Linked DNA regions of Homo sapiens: region 2 is linked to region 1. Evidence: chromatin contacts called from ENCODE Hi-C or POLR2A ChIA-PET data. All regions are on one chromosome and are shown on one strand. The core of a region is the stretch at or near the end of the contact, and the rest is flanking DNA. Distances in the headings are between cores, read along the strand shown. Region 1 overlaps SEMA3A (semaphorin 3A). Region 2 overlaps SEMA3A (semaphorin 3A).

Evidence for each region. Hi-C counts contacts between places; a loop is a spot of excess contacts on that map. ChIA-PET counts read pairs that join two places held with the same protein, here RNA polymerase II (POLR2A). Pooled maps may share reads with other maps.
Region 2: a loop to region 1 is called in a map of endothelial cell of umbilical vein, with 6 times the contacts of the local background. The contact joins two enhancer-like sites. A Hi-C loop is called at or near these places in 3 of 168 maps with a recorded cell type or tissue (Right ventricle myocardium inferior, cardiac septum and endothelial cell of umbilical vein) and 1 of 50 pooled maps. POLR2A ChIA-PET finds 5 or more read pairs at or near these places in 2 of 52 experiments (HepG2 and T-cell).

Annotation. Positions count from the first base shown.
Region 1 is chr7:84,122,215-84,125,653 of GRCh38, forward strand. The region is part of intron 3 of SEMA3A (semaphorin 3A); the gene reads right to left. Among named protein-coding and RNA genes, the nearest start is that of SEMA3A, 71 kb to the right of the region's middle. Within about 2 kb of position 1,862, at least 3 of the 41 ENCODE cell types and tissues checked have a DNase peak (open chromatin) inside an H3K27ac peak, as active enhancers do; they include endothelial cell of umbilical vein, where a contact is called at or near this core.
Region 2 is chr7:84,023,907-84,027,144 of GRCh38, forward strand. The region is part of intron 6 of SEMA3A (semaphorin 3A); the gene reads right to left. Among named protein-coding and RNA genes, the nearest start is that of SEMA3A, 170 kb to the right of the region's middle. Within about 2 kb of position 1,550, at least 8 of the 41 ENCODE cell types and tissues checked have a DNase peak (open chromatin) inside an H3K27ac peak, as active enhancers do; they include endothelial cell of umbilical vein, where a contact is called at or near this core.

The DNA of each region.
Region 1 (3,439 bases), core at 612-3,111:
AAACAAATTTACAAGAAAAAAGTCAAACAACCCCATCAAAAAGTGGGCGAAGGATATGAACAGACACTTCTCAAAAGAAGACGTTTATGTAGCCAACAGAAACATGAAAAAATGCTCATCATCACTGGCCATCAGAGAAATGCAAATCAAAACCACATGAGATACCATCTCACACCAGTTAGAATGGCAATCATTAAAAAGTCATAGAGATCTTTTTTTAAAAAAGCATGCAAAAAGCTAGTCAGGGCGTCTGCTCATAAGATGTGAGAAATGTGAAGACCCATGAAAAACTATATTCCAACAATTATACATGAGGATTTTGAAATGTAATGTAATTTTATTATTTGATAGGCTCCCAAATTAGAAGGTAATTCTAATTATCCACTTAATACAGTTTTATTATGTCTCAATATGTCTAAAATAAAATTTAAAAAATTGAAAGTTCATGTCAAATTTGACCTTTGAAAAAGTAATGAAATTTAAGGGTTGACATAGGCATTTTGGAATGCACTGTAACTTTAGATGCATGTGCAGCTTTAAATTCTCATTGCATTCACTTGGCAAAAATTAGTGCTATTGAGGTCCTGCAATTTGAGCCACAGTAAACATGATAGACATTATAATATATCATATCATTAAGAGGAGTAACAACTAAGGACAAATATATAAAAATAAATCCCTCAAGAATTTTAAAAAGTCTCAAAGTTCAGGTGCATGATACAACACTTTGAAATGTATCCAAGAATCAGAATGTTATGAGAGTCTGCTTTTTTGTTCCTCTCAGATGGTTGAAATTTTGATTTCCAATGATGTTCAAAATATTTCTAACAGTCATACGGTTGCCATTTGGTTTTACTGAAATTTAGTGCAAAGAGAGATGGTTTAGTAGGATAAACAAAGAAGATTCAGAGAGCTATTGATTCAAAACAGATTCTTTTACCAGCTTAGAATGTATTCAGCTTTCATTTGCAAAACAGGGTCAATGAAGTTAATCCATCAATAGAAATGTTACTGTGTATAACCAACTGAATTTTAAGCACTAGAAAAATACCGAAAATGGGAGTAACGGTGAATAACAGCAGCCAGAATACAGGTATCTCGACTGTATTTATTTCCCTATCCAGGGTCTCTGTCCAACAGTATTATATACTGCATTATATATATATTTTTCAAATAACAGCTCTCAAGTAACAGCAATGGAAAAATTCATAAGCATTTCACTACTCTAATGCTAAAAATGCCACAGCAATTTGAAGGTTTAGAATCTACAATACCAAAAAAGACATATTAATATGATGATTTGTTTTATATCCTGTACATTCAGTTCTACAAGAGAAAATTAAATGTAGATGAATATCAGAAATGTCATCACCAGCACATGCATGTACATGCATGCGCAGGCACACACACACACTCTATATAGAAAAAATATATAAATATATAGAAAAGCAATATTAAAAGAACAATAAGTGTTATCAGATAAACATATATTTTATATATATCAGATAAAATATATATATTTAAAATATACAATTTATTTCTTATTGTTTAATATATATTATCTGATAACCTTATATATATATATTTATCTGATAACCTGATATATATATATGAGAGAGAGAGAGAGCAAGAGAGTATAACTATGTGCCTGAGGCTACAGGTTTCCTCTTTAACAACAAAGTCCATTCTTTGTGGAATAGTTGCTTGAATTACAGCTGCTGATTTAATATATGTGTTTGGTGCAAAACTCGGCAGAGAGTAATGATGAGTTATATTATCCCAGCTGCATGAGAGAATGCGGAGACGTTTCACTTTTCTGTATGATACCATACTCAGTGACACAGAAACTATGTAGGTTCAATCCAGTGGCATGTCCTGGTTTCTGGTTTACTGTGTTGTCATAGCCATAGGAATGAGCTTTTCCTTAACTAGGCATAAGAATGGCCCACTCTAAAAGTGCATAAGATTAGCCAGTGTCTTGACCCCTCTTTTCCTATTGTAGCCTTCTATCTGAATCTGATGCTGCAGAGATAGCATTTTACCCAGTGTGACTTGTTTAAAGGCACTTCATTTCCAGTGGACTTTTCGAGGAAATCAGTAGGAAATGGTAAGTGCAGGCTCCGGAAATCAGGGATAACAAGTAAGGAGGTTGTTTGTTTACTTTACTATAAATGTTCAGGTCAGTTCCTATTTTGGTTACAATTCTGTCTTGGAGCCCTGATGGCTGCCACAGCCACTCACATCCATTCTTGTGGTTTTCAGTATTACCCGAGCCCTTTGAAAGGAATTATTGTCTGTAAGTCACAGCTGACTATTATTTACCCAAGATACAGTGCAGAATTTCCATCAAACTGTCCGTTGTGTCACTTTGCAAATCAGGTGTCAAATGAAAGAAAAAGCCTCTTTCTTCTTAATATTTATTTCTTATTGTTTATTTAAATCATTGTTAAAAATAATAATGCTATTTATTTTCTTATGTTTATTAAGGAAGGGATGTTACAAATCCCAGGGATCCATCCAATAGCTATTTCTAAAATCATATATTAAGAAAGAAATGCAAAAATTGCATCTGTAAATTAAAATCCAAAAATAACCAATGAATGCCATGAATCATCTTGAAGTGCACAAAATATGTAAACTGAGGCATTACTTAAATGAGGTTAACTGAAAATTAAAATAAATTTTAATAAAATTATAAATGAATAAAATATATCTTGCATAAAAAATGTATGAAAAGCAATATTAAAGGATCTATAAGGGTTATCAGCAAAATAGTATGAAATACATTTTAACATTGAGTAGAGCTGGAAGAAAAATATATTTTTCCTTGAAATAAAATATATAAAAACTTCTGTTTTCCTTTCACTATATAAATCATAATGGAGAAAATTCAAAATCTTGAATTGATTTAATGCAGAATATGAAGAAATACCAAAGCACAAATATTTTATAATGTTACAATTAATTAATTAACTGATTTTTGAAAACATTATTAAGGCAATGTTATCACACCATTGCACTTTTAAAAATGTGTGTCTCTCTATGCACTTCTATCATAATGATTTATATTTTTTCAGAATCTTTATTACAAGGTGCTGTGAAATGATCTGGTGTCACTCTATCAGATTCAGCAAACTCCATGTCTTAGATCCTTTTAATTAAGTTCCATAAAATTCATAAACATTTTTAGTAAGTGTGGAAAATGCAATGAAGTTGCCTTTCTTCTTTGAAAGTATTCTTGACCAGCCTGGCCAACATGGCAAAACCCTGTCTCTACTAAAAATACACAAATTAGCCGGATGTGATGGTGGACACCTGTAATCCCAGCTACTAAGGTGGCTGATGCAGGTGAATCTCTAAAGTCATGATTAAGTGATTAAATTATCCTCCACAGGGCCTTGTGGATCATTAGTTTATTGAGGCTGCTGAACTAACTACA
Region 2 (3,238 bases), core at 300-2,799, 99 kb before region 1:
GAGGCTGAGGCAGGAGAATAGCGTGAACCCGGGAGGCGGAGCTTGCAGTGAACGGAGATCGCGCCACTGCACTCTAGCCTGGGCAACGGAGCGAGACTCCGTCTCAAAAAAAAAAAAAAAAAAATTAGTTCACAGAAATATACATACACATTCTTTTCTTCACACTTTAAAGGAGGTCCCAGTGACATTATAACTATGAAGGAAAACTCTTTCAGAAAGCAACATAAAAAGAAGCAAGTATTTCCTTCACTGTACTTATATAAAAACTGTTCTGTGATAGGATTCAGAGAAAATGGGTAGAAATTAGGCTTCTCCCAGTCACTAGATTTGTTACTTCAAAAATAACAACTTGGCTGGGCGCGGTGGCTCACGCCTGTAATCCCGGCACCATGGGGAGGCCAAGGCGGGTGAATCACTTGAGGCCAGGAGGTTGAGACCAGCCTGGCCAACATGATGAAACCTCGTCTCTACTAAAAATACAAAAAAAAAATTAGACGAGTATGGTGGCACACACCTATAATCCCAGCTATTCGGGAGGCTGAGGCACGAGAATTGCTTGAACCCAGGAGGCGGAGGTTGCAGTGTGCTGAGACCGCACCACTGCACTCCAGCCTGAGCAAGAGAGGAGACTCTGTCCCTGCACACCCAATGCCCCCCCACAATAAAAGAAAAAAGAAAAAAAATCAACTAGCCTCAGTTACTTGACTATCAGAAAGTACATATCTTTGAGGAGTGTTGGGAGAATTAATTAGGGAATACACATACATCTATCTATCTGCCAATGCCAAGCATATTATTGGTCTTCAAAATTGCTAGCTGTTATTATTTTATAACATTGTTTTTAAAACTTTGTGAAATATTGTATACAAATGTATGTTTAAAAGTTAATGGTAACATAAGATCAGGTGCGGTGGCTCATGCCTGTAATCCCAGAACTTTGGGAGGCCGAGGCAGGTGAATCACTTGAGGTGAGGAGTTCGAGACCAGCCTGGCCAATATGGTGAAACCCCGTCTCTACTAAAACACAAAAAGTAGCCGGGCATGGTGGTGGGCGCCTGTGGACCCAGTTACTTGGGAGGCTGAGGCAGGAGAATCTCTTGAACTCAGGAGGCGGAGGTTGCAGTGAGCCGAGATGGTGCCACTGCACTCCAGCCTGGGTAACAAAGCGAGACTCTGTCTTTAAATGAATAAATAAATAAATAAAAATAAGTAATGGTAACATAAACTTAGATTACCAGTGGAAGCAAGTTGGTAGCTGATAAGGATTCTAAAAACCTGCTAAAGACAACTAAGATGAACAAAGACTAATTATAAATTATGTAAATTATAAAACTATATTAATATTTCCAATATCACAGCCTCAGGCTTCAAAATATTTACAAAGAAACTAGCTGGGAAATTGGTAATGGGGAATAATTATCACCAGATGACTGCCAGCACACCAGGATGGCAGCCACAGTGACTGGTTTCTTCCCTTTTCAGCTATGCCACAACATACAGAAAACAAAAGCCCCAAAGAATCAATAGACCATGAATGGGAACTTTCAGCACATTAAGAATGCAGGGAATGCAACATAAGGTCATCTCACATTCTTAGCTAACAGCCTAAGCAGAGGAGATATATCATTTTTGGCTGTGGAATAGAATAACCTCTGGCTGCCAAGGAACGGGCCTGGAAAAACTTCTGATGCTAGCTGGCTGGGAAACTGTGAATAGCCTTTGGGATAGTTTAACCCAAGAAAAGTTCAAGATGAGTCACATCAGGAGAGAGAGAAGGGCTGATTAGAATGAAAGATAAACACAGAAGGCAAGTGAAAATAATAGATACTGTTTATTGCACCCTTTCCTTCTGTACTATCTGCATTATCTAATCCACACATACCCCAGAAAGAAATCCTGGGATTAAGACCCAGCGAATGTTCAAGGTACAAACTAGTAACTGGCAGAGCCAGGGCATAACAAGAGCCGAGTTCCTTCTACTGCCTCAAGCTACATGGAGTGTTTGCACCTATGTAATTTGCAATATGTCTCTAAGTTGCATGTACTTCTACACTATTTGGTTATTTGATTTACTATTTTAATATACTTTTTAATCATTAATCAAGAGAATAGTGGGAAAGATTGCTACCTTCTAGCACTACAAAATAAGTCTATTTGAACTAAATGGTCATAACCAAAAGCAACGGTTCGTAGTTTTCCTCAAAAAGGCAAATGACGGAATAAGAAGTGAAAGGCTTTGGGATATTGGACTTACAAGCATAAATACATAAAGTCATCACGAACATCACTGTGGTGTGGAGTGCCCTCAACTCTGTACCTTAAATCAAATTAAGTACCTCGTATCTCTTATTCAACCCTGACTTTGAGGAGAAAATGTTTTTCCACCTTCATCTTTTCAGTTTCATCTCCCATATCTATTTAACTGGCAATTACTACCAATTCTCTACTAATAATTTTTAGAATATTTTTCACTTATTTATTTGTTTTCTATTAAAAGTCTTCTCATCTCTCTCCTAAAGTATTGATGTGACCTCTAGAAAGAGTCCCCTGCTTTGAACTACCATGCAACCCAGTGAACCCATTACTAGGTATATACCAAGAAGAATATAAATCATTGTACCATAAAGACACATGCACATGAATGTTTTTTGTAGCACTGTTCACAATAGCAAAGACATGGAATCAACCTAAATGCCCATCAATGACAGACTGAATTTAAAAAATGTAATTAGTGCATGTACACCATGGAATACTATGCAGCCATAAAAAGGAATGAGATCATGTCCTGTAGGAACATGGATGGGGCCGGAGGCTCTTATCCTTAGCAAACTAACACAGGAACAGAAAACCAACTACTGCATGTTCTCACTTATAAGAGGCAGCTAAATGATAACCACTTATGAACACAAAGAAGGGAACAGACACTGGACTCTACTTGAGGGTGGAGGGTGGGAAAAGGGAGAGAAGCAGAAAAAAATAACTATTGGGTACTAGGCTCAATACCTGAGTGATGAAATAACCTGTACAACAAACCCCTGTGACACGAGTTTACCTATAAAGCAAACCTTCACGTGTACCCCCAAACCTAAAATAAAAGTTAAAAAAAAAACTGCAAGCAAAATTATGTGTGTGTACCTACAAAAAAATGGACCATTGCTTTAAATAATTTTCTTCCAAATCAATATTTTACAATATTTACAAGGTATATCTCTAAATATACACAATTTTTTAATGGTTT